Regions from separate parts of the Mus musculus genome. Here region 2 is linked to region 1. The links are chromatin loops, found by intact Hi-C in ENCODE. Cell type or tissue: left cerebral cortex. All regions are shown on one strand.

Region 1 (8,000 bases):
AACATATTGTTAAGTTAAATAGCAATACTGTCATCTTCATTAAAAAGTTATGAAAGGCCTCAAGGATGGGTCAACATTTAAGAGCCCATACTACTCTTGCAATGGATCCAAATTATATTTCCTGTCAGGTAGATCACAGCTACAAATTATTCTAGCTTCAGGGGACCCAAAGCTTCTAGACTCTGTGGGCACTCGCCTGTGCATGCACATATGCCCATGCAATACAGGATTGTTCTTTAAGTCATGAAATGATCTAGGCACAGTGGTATACACGTGTAGTCTCAGGGATACATTAAAGGCTGAGACAGGTTACAGAAGGACTGCTTGATCCCAAGAGGTTTCAGCCAGCTTATACAATCAATACAGGGGACAACCCCACTCTTACCCTAAGACAGGATCTCATCACATAGTCCATGCTGGCCTGAAACTTGTTATGTAGCTGAGGCTGGCCTTGAACTTCTTTCTGTTCCTGCTGCCTCCATCTCCTAAGGGTTGAGATTACAACAGTGCACCACCTCCCTCAGTTTATGTAGTACTGTGGAGTGAACCCTGGGCCTTGTGCACAGTGAGTAAGTACTCTATCACCTAAGCTATATCCCAAGATTTGCTCTAGACTTTTTCATGCTGAAGACTTTTATTAAGGCTCTGGGATTATACAATATTTGTTTATTCAATCATTTCCTTATTTGTCTGGCAAATAGAATATGCTTGTTAATGTGCTATATATTATGTTAGACATTGGAGATATATTGTGAATACAAGACATATGGCTGTTTCCTCCTCAAGGACTAGCTTTCATAGTACTTGAGGGGGGGTGCTATACAAGCTGCCAAAGTGAGAAAAACAATGAATAGTCCCTACCCAGAGGTGACATCTAGGAACCACAACAATGACTGCCACGGGAAGATGTTCCAAAAGGTGCAATTGTGGTGCTCATATCTTGGTGGTAAGCTGTTGCATGTAGTTCCTACTACCCGACTTTAAGCTCTGAGTGGACAGCACTACCAGCCCCTGCCCAGAGAGTATTGGATCCGCGGATGAAAAACACAGACACACACACAGCTCAATTTCAACCTGGCTTATTGGCTCAATTGTTGGGTGCTTTTAGTCTCCTGTGGGTAGCGTGCCCTTCCCAATACTCTTAGCTCAGCACTTCTTAATCTACCCTTAGCTTAGTGTCCCAGTTACCTTCTCCTTGTTCAACAACCCCAAACTACCCTTGCCTTAGTTGCATTTCTAATCTCCCACCTGGGGAAGCAGCCTATGGCCATTCCACCCACAAGGTTAAACTTTTCTCCCTCTGAAGTATGGAGAAATCCCTCTTCCTCTTCTTGGTTTCTTGGTGTGCCTGCAGGGAGCTGGAAGTCCTGCCTCTTTTGTTCCATCCAACAGTTGGTCCCTTGCATCTTTATTAATCAGTCAAGAACCAGTTGAGGAATAAGACCTTAGGATCAGAATCACCTCCTACAGCAAGCATTAGAAATATGACTGGGCTGGGTAGTGGTGACACTTGGGAGGCAGAGGTAGGCAGATTTCTGAGTTTGAGGCCAGCCTGGTCTACAGAATAGAATAGTTAGTGGAGTACCCAGCCCCGAGGGCTATAACTCCACATAGAAGCAATACAACCTCTGTACCCCAGGCTCAGGGACTATAGTGGTTTGCATCGGAATATCTCCCATAGACTCCTGTGTTTGAATGGTTGGCTCATAGGGAGTTGCACTATTAGGAGTGGGGGAGGCTTTTCTAGAGTAAGTATGGCCTTGTTGAAAGAAGTGTGTCACTGGGAGGGGTGGACTTTGAGGTTTCTTATGCTCAAGTTCTGCCCAATGTGGAAGCTAGTCTCCCTTTGCCACCTGCTAGATCAAGATGTAGGACTCTCAGCTCCTTCTCCAGCACCATGCCTGCCTGCCTGCTGCTGTCACAATTCTTACCATGATGATAATGGAGTGAATCTCTGAAACCGTAAGACAGCCCCAATTAAATGTTTTTCTGTATTAGAGTTGCCTTGGCCATGGTGTCTCTTCACAGTAATAGAAACCATAACTAAGACAGGAAACATGTCAGAAGAGGGAGTAGAGAAATTGTAGGACCCAGAGGACCAGTGAAATTATATCTCTTAGAAATGACAGGGAAGGGGCTGGAGAGATGGCTCGGCAGTTAAGAGCACTGACTTCTCTTCCAAAGGTCCTGAGTTCAAATCCCAGTAACCACATGGTGGCTCACAACTATCCATAATGAGATCTGATGCCTTCTTCTGGTGTGTCTGAAGACAGCTACAATGTATTTACATATAAATAATAAATAAATCTTAATTTAAAAAAAAGAAATGACAGGGAATCTACACCCATGATTCCTCAACAATATGTCAAACAATGACAACAGTAACAGACATATTAAATCGGAAGGGCGAAATCTCAAAGGACCCTATTCCTGGACGAAGAACTATAGTCAATGGAGAACTAGTCTTCCCCAGGAATGAGCCACTGTTTATATAATACCAATTGATAGGGCCTGAAATTGTGTACATACAATCAACAGACTCAGCTGGCTGTATTGATACACTTATGTATATGTATATATATATATGCAATAATAATAATCAAATAAAAAGGGGCTATGAATCTGAAAGGGAATGGAGGAGTGTGTGGGAGGACTTGAAGGAGGAAAGAAAAGGGGGAATGAGGTAATCAAAAATTTAAAAAGGACTCTCCCCAAAAGATCTTTGTCTTCTGACTTCATCTGTCAATTGGAGATAGACAGTAGGAGGATAATGCAACTGTAAATATACTGTTAAAATGGAGTAGGGGGTGGCATGACAGAACATGAGCTCTACTGTCAACTTTGCCTCACTACAAACAAACACAGGAGGCAAATACCTTATTTAGCTCATTCCGGCAATTCAAGTACAAGGTAGAAGTTGTCCTCTGATGAGCGCTTCAGATGGCAAAGAGAAAATCAACGGTGGGAGTAACTCGGCCTCTCATCACAGAGCAAGCAAAGTGTGGAGACGTATGGGATACAAGACAGCAACGCATTTTCTTTTAAGGGTGTACACCTTTGATCACCCAAAGGCTCTTCCTCTTAACCTTTGACAACCCCTCCCAGTACTGTTTCTGCGGGGAACCAGTCTTTTACATACAAGCCTTTGCAGGACAATCCAAAACATGACTAGGGTAAAAGCAGGGTTCTGTGAATTGGTTTTGTAATTTTCTTCAACTCAGCGATCTTTACTGTGAGGTACTGGTACTCATTCTTCAACGGATAAGCTCTTTTTTTTTTTTTTTTTTTTTTTTTTTTTGCTGGGAGTGACACATCGTGAGTTTTCAAACCCCAGTCTACTGGAGACCCATCTAAGTTCTCATAGGGGTCACACCATAATAAGATCTTTATATTGCATTGTATCTTCCTGTTATTGGCCGCCCAAAGATGCTACATGAAAGAAAACATTGTTCTTTACCTTCCCTTAGGGTTTCCAGTTGGTACTTTATAGATTCAGGAAGAAAGAGTATGTCTTCAGAGAGCAACTTGAGGATCCTAAATGTGATTTGAGTAGTTTCGAATGTCTGCTGTTTATACGGACTGAAATGTAAGGGGCAACTCCCAATCTCCGGTACAGCTATTTCACTGTGGGACTTTTCAGCCACCTTGAGCATGGAGACCACACCCTAGATACTTGGGGACACCTGGAAGGTGAGTAAATAATTCTTCCGAAGTCACTCAGAAGAACCTCAGCAGGAAAGCTATTATTCTGATTGCATTTTTATTTGGATGTGTTCTAAACTTTGGTTTGTTTCTGTTGTTTTTTTAAAAAATGTAAATCGCATTGGAATCAAATGACAAAACATCAAAAAAGGGTAACAAAAATGTAAATAGAAAATAAGACAATAAGTCTGTTGAGTATTTAAAAACATTTATTAAAAAAACTGTGTGTGTGAGTGTGTGTGTTGATGTAGGCCTGATGAAGGTATTGGATTCCTTTTACTAGAGTTACAGGTGGTTTGTGAGCCACGAAATGTGGGTGCTGAGAACTGGCTTTTGTGACCTAAGCAAGATCAGTGAGCACCTTAATCAGTGTGCTAGCTCTTCAGTACAATGACCTTTTTTTAAAAAAAGAAAAATCTTTTGTAGGAAAAAGGTTTAATTTTTACATTATACAAAAAAGCCCCATTATTCTACAAAAACTAAAATGACAGTCTATTTTGTAAAACGGAAGTTGTAAAAGTTAACACTTATGCTTAAAGTGCCAAAAATCAAATGTCAGCACTCTTATTCCTAAAAAAAAAAATCAAGGAAAAGAGGAAAGCCTAATGCGCAGGCACCAACATTTCTCAGACAACAGATTCTCAGCTATGGTTCATAACAAAGAAGAAACCTCTCCGAAGAAAATGATAACCCAAGAAATAAGTTTTCTTCACCCAGCTGCAAAGTTTACCAGACAAGTTAGACTCTCCTACTTCCTGGAGGAGCTGAACTTGATTGCTCTGGTTTTGCCCGTAATCCAGTACAGGCCTTTCAGTGCCTCTCAAAGCTGCTCTTTATCCTCGGTTCCCTTAGTTTAAAAGATTCCTCACCCTCTCTTTCCCTTTGCCCCTCCTCTTGCTTACTTGATCTCTTCCCCTCCCCCACTTCCTAATCAGTCCTCCCGTCTCCCCTTTTCTCAGACTGGCTGGCTTTCCCTCCACACTTCTTCCCTCCCTCCTCCTTCTCCTCCTCCTCCTCCTCCTCCTCCCGGGCTCTTTCTTTCCTCTCCAGTCCCCTCCCCCAGCATGCCTCCCGGCGTGCTTCCCTTCCCCCGGCCTCGCGGTCCCGCACCCTCCCCTCCCCCGCCTCCTGCCTTGTGACACATCCTGGGCCCTCCCGGAGGCCGTAGCGGCGGCGCGGCGGCATTGCTGGCCACCACCTCCTCCCTAGCCGCAGCCCAGCTCAACCCGCGGCCCGCCGCGCTGTCGCTGCAGTCATGGCTGCTGACGGGGTGGACGAACGTTCGCCTCTGCTGTCAGCATCCCATTCGGGAAATGTCACTCCCACAGCCCCGCCGTACTTGCAGGAAAGCAGCCCCAGAGGTAAGGCCGGCATAGACCTTTCTGCTTCTCGCAGAAACGTCTGGAAGGATGGAAGGATGAATGCCGGGGAGCTCTAGCGCGGAGGCGGAGGAGAGCTTCTCCCTTGGGCTGGGGGAAAAGGATGCCTTCCCAGGCTCTGCCTGCCTACCCGAAAGCCTGTCTGCAGGGCTTCGCTGCTGCTGCTTGTGGTGTGGAGTGTGTGCTTGAACACTTCCTTCCCAGCTTCAGGATCGGACATGAATTTTCCCAAGCTCCGAGCTGCTGTTTCCAAAGCAGCCCCTAAGTGCAGCTGGGCGGTGGTGCAGATCCTTCAGTCATTCACAAGTGCTTTCGGTTGCTGAAAAACACGGGGCACTGCTCACCCTGGCATCTGCCCTTGAGAGGACTTCAGCAGGAAACATCTTAGTCCCTTACACTCGGCCCCGGAGTGCAAGCAGGGAACTGCCTAACCAGAAGCAACAGAGTTTATCCCTAATATGTCCGAAATTCCTAAGCTACGGGCATTGCTGCCTGTAAGGAGTGTGTTTCATAGCTTCAGTGGTGAATGAAGAGCCTTCCGTTAGGAAGGAGGAATTTTTTAAATGCATGTCTGGGTGAGGTTGAAATTAACTTCTAAAAAGTTCCCCAAGTTTATACCGTATATATTTTTAGTTTTGTTTTTCAGTGTAGAATTAAAAAGGGATTTGGAGAAATGGTGTGGTGAAGGAGAAGTCTCTTTACCAAAGGATTCGATTTATTCAAGCACTGTCTTTGTTCAAAGTCTTTGGGAGTGTTTACTACGGTAGTCTGGAAGGCAAGCCTTACAGAGATCATTAAATATGGCACGTGCAAGCGTACCTTACTTCATCTTGCTCTTTTGGCTGGATGTGAATGAAGTTTAAAACCCAAGGAGGCCAAAGTTAATAGTGTTTTGGGAATATAAGCAGGTCACGTGTCTTGTAACACAACTTCTAAGTTCATGTCTGAAATGGGGCAGGGGGGGGCGCGGGGGGGGGCGGGAAACACTACAACAGGTTGAAGTTGTCTGGCATTTAACATTTCTTTTTAACATTTTATAACTTGAAAATCAACATTCTGGGTCTCAATCTATAAACAGAAGCAGAACAAAGGAAAACTGTGGTTAGCTGGGAGTAATTCAGAGTGATTGACAGCCTGAGAGGAAAGGGGCAAAGTCCAAGGGAACTGACACACAGAAAACGTACAAGTGACCCTTGTTGGCCAGAAGTCGGGGGATTTCCCTTACTGGCCATTTGATATTAATATTGTACTATCTAATCCTTAGTCACAGGTTCCTGAATGAGTGTTTCAGTTTTATTAATTTTTGTCTATGGAATAAAATTGATGATTTATTAAGGGACTGAGTTTGGACTGAAGTAATGGAAATACCTTTTCCTTATTTTAGTCAATCTGTGTTTAGGACAAACACACACACACACACACACATATATATATGTATATATATATATGGACCTGCATAGACTTCATTGTTCTCTATAGATTTCCTTAATTTGATCAGATTCCTCAAACTACAAAGAGAGTGGCATTTCCAATCAAGCACTGAAAAGAAGTCATTTTACTCTAAAGATCTCTTAACTTAAAGATCTTTTAACTCCTTTGGCCTAAGAGTACAATAATTTTTTTTTTGGAAACGATGGAGATATTTAAAACACTAATATATGGGATAACATCTATGAAGGAAGAAACGTAAATGAGAAGCAAAGTCATTTTTTTTAAGATTTATTTATTTATTATATGTAAGTACACTGTAGCTGTCTTCAGACACTCCAGAAGAGGGCGTCAGATCATGTTACAGATGGTTGTGAGCCACCATGTGGTTGCTGGGATTTGAACTTTGGACCTTCGGAAGAGCATTTGGGTGCTCTTACCCACTGAGCCATTTCACCAGCCCAAGCAAAGTCATTTTATTCGCATGATGACAGTATCTTTTCTTGATTACTAACAACTATTTGAGTAATACACACGTTCTAAATCTTGGACACTGTCCCATTCATTCATTCATTCATTCATTCATTCAGGAACTTTATGGGCCCTCACAGTATGTCACATGCTACACTTCTCTGAGTCAGGCTGACTAAAACTGGGCCTTTATGGAGCTCAGGTAGTGGAGAGAAAGAATAAATTCCAGAGTGATTCAGTTCAGATGCTTTTGTTTTGTTTTGTTTTGTTTTTGTTTTTTCCTCAGACAGGGTTTCTCTGTATAACCCTGGCTGTCCTAGAACTCACTGTGTAGACCAGGCTGGCCTTGAACTCAGAGATCTGCCTGCCTCTGCCTCTGGAGTTCTGGGATTAAAGGTATTCGACACTAATCTCTGGCAGTTCAGATTTTAAGACTTCTTTTATCATCAGATTCTGTTAATAGCTGCAAATAGTAAGCTTTTTAGTTGAAAACCAGTGACTAGAAATTGAATATACATTTTGGTGGGTAATTTTAGTTTACGATACCAACTATAATTATTCAAACTCTGTGTGTGTGTGTATTATACGTGTTTGTGTGTACAAGTGCTACAGGTCCACAATCATGTCTCTCTGTCATTTTCTAATTCAGTTTTTGAGACAGAGTCTCTCAGTCAACCTGGAGCTAATTGACTAAGCAATTCGAGATGACTATCAAAGCCCACAGGTCCTCCGGCCTCTTACTCCTCATGCCGGGGGTTCTAGTGTGCACCACCACACCCAGCTTTCTATGTGTGTTCTAGGGATCCAGACGTCAGTCCTCATGCTTCCGTAGTAAACACGTGATCAGCTTCACTGTCTTTATATCCTAATTACTCAGATGTTTAATAGGTTAAAAAGAGGGCGAGGAGGAGGAGGAAGAGGAAGAGGAGGAGGAGGCTTAACCACAACATTTTATAATCCATTGCTTTGTGCCACTCTTTTTAAAGATTTATTTTTTTATCTTATGTGTATGTGCCTGAG
Region 2 (8,000 bases), 400 kb after region 1:
GTCAAACAAATAGATGAAAAGCCATCATTTATAAGGAATTAATGGCTAACTGGAAAAGGCACTTTTATGCACGGTCCAGGTATATCTGTATTTATTTAAATTGTATAGCTGCAAGTAAGCATGAGAAAAAAAAAGGTATTTGTCTCCTGTAAAACATATCCAAACTATTTTCCTTACCATCAGGTGAGCCACTGAAGAATAGCACTGTCATTCCAAGGCTACTTTGTGTGTGTGTGTCCATGCATCCCAGGCTGGTTTTATACCTGCTATATAGTTAAGGATGACCTTAAACTTCTGTTTCTATTCACCAAGTGCTAGGATTACATCCATGCACCAACAGTCCTAGTTTGTAAGGCAGCAGGGATCAAACCAGTGCATCGTGCATGTTAGGCAAGCATCCTAACAACTAAAGCTATATCGCTAGCCCACAAGGCCACCATTTGATGACACGCTTTATATTCCTCTCCCTTCAGTCTTGCCTGGTATAAATACATATTTATTTGATATAAAAATGAGCAAAGAATTCAAGGCTTCTGGAATACTGTAATAAAATAAGCTAAGTCCTAATTTGAGTCTAGAAAAATGCCCCCAAACCAAATATTTTAAAGGGCAGTAAAGGAAGGCAAATACACCTCAGATCATCGTGTCAATGCAAAGACACACCTAATTCTGTTTGAGAGATGATTTGCTGAGTAACCAGACATCAGTAAACAGATCTGAACAGTCTTATTATCCACATATCAAAATTATGGATTTATCTACCTTTATGGTAGTATATAGAAAATAGAGCACATAGAAAACCATAGTCACAGTGTAGACACTTTGGATTTGGAGAGTAATTTGCCATTGCATTTGTTTTTAATAGCACCCTTCATTTGGCATTTAAACAGGATTAGTTGACAATGGTCTTCTATCTATATTACAAGCAATTTGAAACCTTTGCAGTTGTGGGACTGATGGGTAAAAAAGCTGGGAGGATGAACCATCTGCCCCAGGCTATCAAAGGAGAGGCAAAACTATCTGCATTCTCCCAGCCACAGTCAGCTAAAACCTCACAGGGCAGCCCCCAGGGTGTTAGAAGCACGGGAAACCAGGAGCAATAGCTCTCCTTTGCCTTGTCTCCTGCACCTAATCCTCCCTCACGTCCTAATCCCACCCTCTCCTGTAGCCTGCTGATTCTGACTCATCCCTTACTTCCTCTCTTAACCTAAAGTTATAAACACATTGGAGTCTTTTAATAATATCCCTATCATTCTTACCCTGTATTTACCTCTAGCGCTCTTTCCTGCCTTCCCTTCTGTAAAGATTATGAAAGTTATTAAAATTCATTGCATCATACTACCCTTTACTCTCATACTTCAAGAGAAGAAGTACGGGAGGGATCCTCCTTCATGTTTCTTACCCTGATCATATGAGACCTTGAGCAATGTTGACCTTCACTCCTTCCTTTCTAGACTTATCTTTTTTTTTTTTTTTTTTCAATTTCTACTGTACAAGAGACCTTTTGATTCCTCTTAATCCTGGAATTTATTTTTAATTTGAAATCTGATTCTACCAGGTTACCTATGTGGCCTTGGGTAGGTTACATTAAAAAGCAAGTGCTGATTGTGCTGAACTCACCAACCTTTGACTCGCCTTTCTGTGTCAGTCAGGCTTTCTGCCTGCAACAGAGGCAATGGTACAGTTTTGCAGTTTATCCTGCCAGCTTGACTGGATTGAATGATGTCTAGAGAATTAGTGAAGCACCATTTTGGGGGGTATGTTTTTGAAGGAATTTCCAGAGAAGACTGGTATGTGGCAGACACAAGTGAGGAGGACTCACCCTGCACTTGGGAAGTGCCACACAGGTGAAAGGAAAAACGGAAGAAAAGGGAACGCTTTCTGCTCTTGGGGAGTTTTGGGTTTTATTTCGACTTGATTTGTTCTTGATGCTGCTCTTCTTTGAGGACATGTGTAGCTGACCTTTGCTACTTTGTGGGTTCTTCTTTTTCCCACCCTTTATAACCTCACCTGTTTTAGCCTTTATGAATAGATAGGAGAGAAATAAGGATGAGGGTAGGGAGGGAGAGACAGATAGACACACACACACACAAAGATCCCTAAATCTAGTTTGTTGCAGTAGATGATTAATCTGCTCTAATCTTCCTGGCAACAACATGAGTTCCTTGCTACTCACCCCAATGTTTTGGATTCCATAATCACACACACACATACACACACACACACACACACACACACACACACACACACACACACAAAACCTTATATTTAATATGCTCAATGGCTAGGCCACTCCCAAACTTCCACGTTTCTAACACCTCCCCTCCAGTTATTAGTTTCTAAAATCTGTATTCCATCCTTGCTATCCTAGACCCAATTGTGGGGTGGGGACGCTCTTTACTGGCTCTTACATGATTGCTACTCTGTCTTCTGCAGCTCTCAAACCTGCAGCTCTCATTTCCTGGCATCATGATTCTAAATCCTCCTTCTTCTCTTGGACCCCTTGTCTGGGAATCCCAAAGTCCTACCTCTGCCTCGCTGCTCAGCCATTGGCCGCCAGCAACTTATTTACCAATCAGAAACAACTGGGGGCAGGGACCCTCAGGGTTTTACATGTGGAATTTTTGAGCAATTTTGGGAACTCAATTAGCATAATTCAAGCATTAAACCAAATCTATAACACTTATTTCTTTTGTTTCTTCTTTGAGCATGACTACTGTAACTACTGCCCCTGAATGACCAACCACAACCAATCCTGCTTATGGGAATCTAACATTTATATACCCTCTGGAAAGTTCCCAGAATTCCAAACATTGCACAGTCACAGAAACTATCTGCAGTTGGCAAAACCATGCCTCTCTTAAAGCATGAGGCAAACCATAGTCAGCTGCAGTGAAACAGCCCCACATCACCATATTTGGGATTAAAATGAAAACATATTCTTATTATATTTCTGTGTTTTTGAAAGAAACCAAAGTTCTAGAATTTTCACTACACATATGAGATTTGAGATCCTTTGAGTTGGGTCTGTATCATTTGGTTGTCTTGTTTGGAAGATTCCTTGGACTGAGCAATTACTGTTTTTTTACTCTCCAGACCTCCCAGGCAGACAGGCAAGGGCTAGCTAGCCTCTAATTGCATAAATCATTTCTAATATAGTTCTTTGTAATTACATATTCTAGTGGTCCTGTTCCTCTGGAGACTCCTGACAAATACTTCAGTCTAATCAAACAAGTCTTATAAGAAATGGTGAGTCATCAGGAAACCATTACCAGACTTTGGAGAAAACAAATTTAGGAAAGGACAATTCTTTCCAGGTTATAACACAGCTAATGTTAAAATCTCAGAGAAAGGTGATTAAGATGAGTATCCAGGCTACCCTTGTCTCTTTCTCTCCCATTTTCTGCTGGCCTTGTTTACTTCTCAACCCTAATTGGAAACTGTCCTCAAACAGGACGTTGGCTGATACTTCAGAGGTCTGCATACCCAGGTGAAGAGCAAGGCAGACAAGAGTAGAGGGGGAACCTTATGGAGAATCAACAGAGAATGGCCACACACATGCACACTGCCCACTTCTCCTTGGTACATGTAAAATGGAAGATCAGAAGTTGTCTGTGGCCTGGTAAAAGAGGAGGCTTAGAATTAAAATGGGACTCTATTCCTATGGAGAACGAATGGATAGATAGATAGATAATCTAAGTGAATCTATAAATCTCTCTATGGATCAGTAGAAGCAACTGCCATTTGTTGCACAGGGGCAATCGTGCTTATTCCACTGAGCTAGGGTCACAAGTAAATGTTAAGAAGATGCTATCTCCTGTTGACATGAACACTATAGGAAAAGGGGCCAGCAAAGACTGATGTGGATGGCTACCATGCAAGTATGGCTATCCCATTGGTGGGGCAGGGCAGGAAAGTACTTTGTTGGAGACTGTGGCAGAAGTGTGGTTTGGGAGCATGAAGCTAAGATTCTCCAAGGTGTGCCAGGCGGTGGTGGCGCACGCCTTTAATCCCAGCACTCGGGAAGCAGAGGCAGGCAGATTTCTGAGTTCGAGGCCAGCCTGGTCTACAGAGTGAGTGCCAGGACAGCCAGGGCTACACAGAGAAATACTGTCTCAAAAAAAAAAAAAAAAAAAAAAAGAAAGAAAGAAAGACAGACAGACAGACAGACAGAAAGAAAGATAAAGTAGAATACAAAATCAACCTATAGAGAGGTCTGTAACCTTTCCATGTATCAATAAGAACATTTTCTGGAGAAAAATATACAATTTGCTATAGCAAACAAAACAAAGCAAACTGAAAACCTTATGACTGTGATGGCTTTTAAGGTGAACCGTCAATCTGACAGAAAGTAGAGATGAGACCCTGATTATCTGTGAGGGGTTGTGGTAGTGCATTCATTAAGGGGAGAACATCTGCTCCCTGTGGGTGGCATCATATCCTGGCGGGAGTCTCTAGAGAAGCAGCCTGCCTTTGCAGCTCTCTGCTTTCCATTGGGAGCATCCTGTGACTAGGTGCTTCAAGCTCCCCATGAAGACTTCCCTGAGAGGAGTGCTGGGAGGCAGAATAAATCCTCCTCCCTTAGGTTGTTTTTATCAAGAGTATTTTACCATAATGGGAAGACAAACTGAGATACCTAACCAGGGATGGAAAGACCGCTATGAAAACTTCAAAACACTAAAGGAAGCAGTAAAGAAGACGGTAGAGATGGGATTCTCCTTGGTTGTGGTTTGGCGGAATTAATATTTTGAAAATGGCTATACTGAAAATGATCTACAGATTCAATGCTATTATCAAAGTTCAATGACATTCTTCATGAGAACCAGAGGGGGGAAAAATCTTAGTTCACAGGGAAGCACAAGAGACCACAAATAACCAAAGCTAGCCTCAACAAAAAGCACAGTGATAACGTTTTTGAGTCATGGAGGGGAAGGGAAAGAGGGGCGTACTGTTCCTCAGACCTCATCTGATTTTACTGACAGGCAGGGGACTTTAGACTTGCTGACAAGGATCTAATGGTCCGCAGAGACAAAATGTGTTTCCTAAAAGACATCTTTCCCAAGAAAGTAAATATATTGCTCTTAGTTCAGGCCAAACAATGCATTCATAGAGATACCTCAAGCAAGGTTATCAAGACCAGTATATAAGGCTAGGTTTACTAAGGGCTAACATGAGGTGTAATGATATGTTCCCAACACCTACTCCCTACAACTAAACGCTGCCTTACTAAGAACACGTCCTTAACCTTTAATCTTACTACAAATTACACTCTTAGAGGAATATTAGAAAGAAGTGTTGGGAGGAGTCTTCCTTAGCAAGCTCTAAAGATGTAATGTGAGAGAGAGTCAGCCAAATCCCATGTATACCCATTATAATAAAACCTACTTGTGACTTTCTTCTTAGAGAAGCTTACTTTATAGTTGTCCAATCGAGTGTGCTTACCATATCTTTCTTAAGAAACTTTCTATTCCCCCCCCCCCATCTTTTCCAAGAAAGGCTTTCTCTATATAGCCCTGGCTATACTGGAACTCCCTCTGTGGACCAGGCTGGCCTTGAACATAGTTCTGCCTGCCTCTGCCTCCTGAATGATAGGGTTAAATGCATGTGCCACCGCCCCTGGCTGAACCTTTCTAGTCTTAATAAATCCAACTGTTGCCTTGAAATTCAGTTCTTTATAGTATCTAGGTTTTGCATGGGTAAAACTGCATGGCCTGGTACACGCGAGCACGTGCGTGCGCGCATACACACACACACACACACATAGAGAGAGAGAGAGAGAGAGAGAGAGAGACAGAGAGACAGAGAGAGAGAGAGAGAGAGAGTTATATCCATCTAAGTTTTAATAAAGTGCCAAGAACATACATTGGAAAAAATGACAACCTATTCAATAAATGTTGCCAAGAAGGCTGACTGTGAAATTAGATCCATATTTCTTAACTTGCAGAAAAATCAGTTCAAATGGATCAAAGATCTCCACATGAGATCAGAAGCTCTGAAAGTGCTAGAGAAAAACATCTGAATACATAAGTACAGGCAAGAACTTTCTAGAAAGGACTAACAGCACAGGAAAACACTGTAAGAAAGGACAAATGGGGTTGTACACAATGTAAAATTTTCTACACAGAAAAGGAAAGTTACTTTGATGAATAAAACAATCCTACACAATAGAAAACGATATCATTGCCAACTGTATGCCACACAAGGGTTAATATCTGGAATATATAAAGAACTGAAAAAATTAAATACTCCCAAATCTTCTAATCAATAAACTAGTTGACGATTTGAATGGACAATTTTCTAAGAAAGAAGCAGAAGCTACTAATAAATACCTTTGCTATCCATGAAGTGCAAATTAAAACTGCTGAGAGTTTATGTCATTCCAGTCAGAATGGATACCAGCCAAAAACAAATATGGATGAGGCTGTGGGAATAGAGGAACCCTTATTCACTGCTGGGGGGTAAGCTACCACAGTGCTGCCAGCCAGTGTGGAGATCAGGATGAAGGTTTCTTAAAAAGAAATAAACAAAAAGCAACCAAGCATGTCCCAGAATTTTTCCTGTCCAATTACATTAGGGCAGCAGGAGGCCTGTGATTGGACAGGGAAAAGGAAGGCCGAGCTAAGAGTTGAAGAGCCAGAGAGCATCCCAGGGGAGAAAGAGAAAGATGGAGGCAGACGTGCACCATGGTGGCTTTAACCAGCCACAGGTAGTTATGATATCATAAGGTTAGAATAATTAGGATATAGCTTTTATCATTATCAATTGGTTCTGAAATTATTGTATTGGCTTCTTGTAAATTGAGAATTTATTGATACATAAATCTGATTGGTTAATTATAAGGTTCAAGAGTTTTGCTTTACTTGGTTACTGGTATGTGGGACTTCTGATGGCAGAGAGGGAACTAGAGGCTCCAGGGACAAGTGAGCCAGATGCTGGGGGTGGGGGGTGCGGCTGGAGAGAGTTGATGGTGGCAGGAGCTCCAGAAGCCTGTTGGCCCCTCTGGGGAGTTGGCGGGTTGAGAGAAGCAGGAGCTCAGAGAATTGACAGGTTCATTTTTTAATATTTCCTGAAACACAAGCAAACCAAAAACTTTATATTATAAATAAACAAAAAAACCTATTCCACTATACCATTCCTGGATGAATATACCCAAAGGACACTGTAATGTACTATGGAGGTACTTGCATATTCACGTTTATGGCTGCTAAGAAATGGAACCTTCCTATAAACATACTAAGGAAAAGAATAGATCCAGAAAATGTGTTACATATGTGATACATAAACATAAGCAATTTTTCTTCAGCTCCAATGAACTTATGACGTTGTAGAAATAAAGATGTAACACATCTTTTTTTTTTTTTTTTTTTGGTTTTTCGAGACAGGGTTTCTCTGTGTAACCCTGGCTGTCTTGGAACTCACTCTGTAGACCAGGCTGGCCTTGAACTCAGAGATCTGCCTGCCTCTGCCTCCCAAGTGCTGGGATTAAAGGCGTGCGGCACCACTGCCCTGCTGTAACACATCTTTTAAGTAAACTAAACCAGACTCAAAGACTTACTCTCACATATGTGAAACCATGTATGTGTGTGTGTGTGTGTGTGTGTGTGTGTGTGTGTGTGTGTGTGTTGAACTACAAAGTCAGAGGTCTGAAGGAAGCAGGGAAGAGTGAAAGAGATGGTTACAGAATATACAAATTGTTACATGAATGAAGAAGGGAATTAAGCGGGAAGGAGACTATTAAGAGTGGGTCAGGGGGAGAGGAAGACAATAGGAGAGTGGGGCAATAAGAACAAATTATGTATTAAAACTCCATAATGAACACATGACTTGGGAGGTTAACCTAAAATTCAAAGTCTGTCAGGTATTCTAGGAAGCTAGGTTATCCGGCCTCACCAGACAATAAAAATGGCAACTTCCACAGTGTCTTTAGTTGGGGAAGACAGACAGTGAAGGATAAAATACACAGGGAAATCTCAGGCAGGGCTTGTGCTAGGAGAAAAGTA

What was found. Hi-C counts contacts between places; a loop is a spot of excess contacts. Peaks named below come from ENCODE experiments on the same cell type or tissue, not always from the same donor. Only the 100,000 strongest peaks of a DNase experiment are listed, where the experiment ranks them.
Region 2: it touches region 1 in a loop (1.9-fold over the local background); 2 of 42 quality-filtered maps call a loop at or near these places.

Annotation. Positions count from the first base shown.
Region 1 is chr4:14,859,375-14,867,374 of GRCm38, forward strand. It overlaps Pip4p2 (phosphatidylinositol-4,5-bisphosphate 4-phosphatase 2), which reads left to right and starts at 4,845. Exons shown (of 7, transcript NM_028264.4): 1 at 4,845-5,063. The coding sequence starts at 4,958. In left cerebral cortex, a CTCF peak has its summit at 4,899; DNase peaks (open chromatin) are centred at 4,848, 5,150 and 5,822; H3K4me3 peaks cover 2,111 bases; H3K27ac peaks cover 1,859 bases.
Region 2 is chr4:15,255,691-15,263,690 of GRCm38, forward strand. No RefSeq gene overlaps it. Among named protein-coding and RNA genes, the nearest start is that of Tmem64, 6.1 kb to the right of the region's middle. In left cerebral cortex, no CTCF peak of the experiment used is centred here; a DNase peak (open chromatin) is centred at 4,465.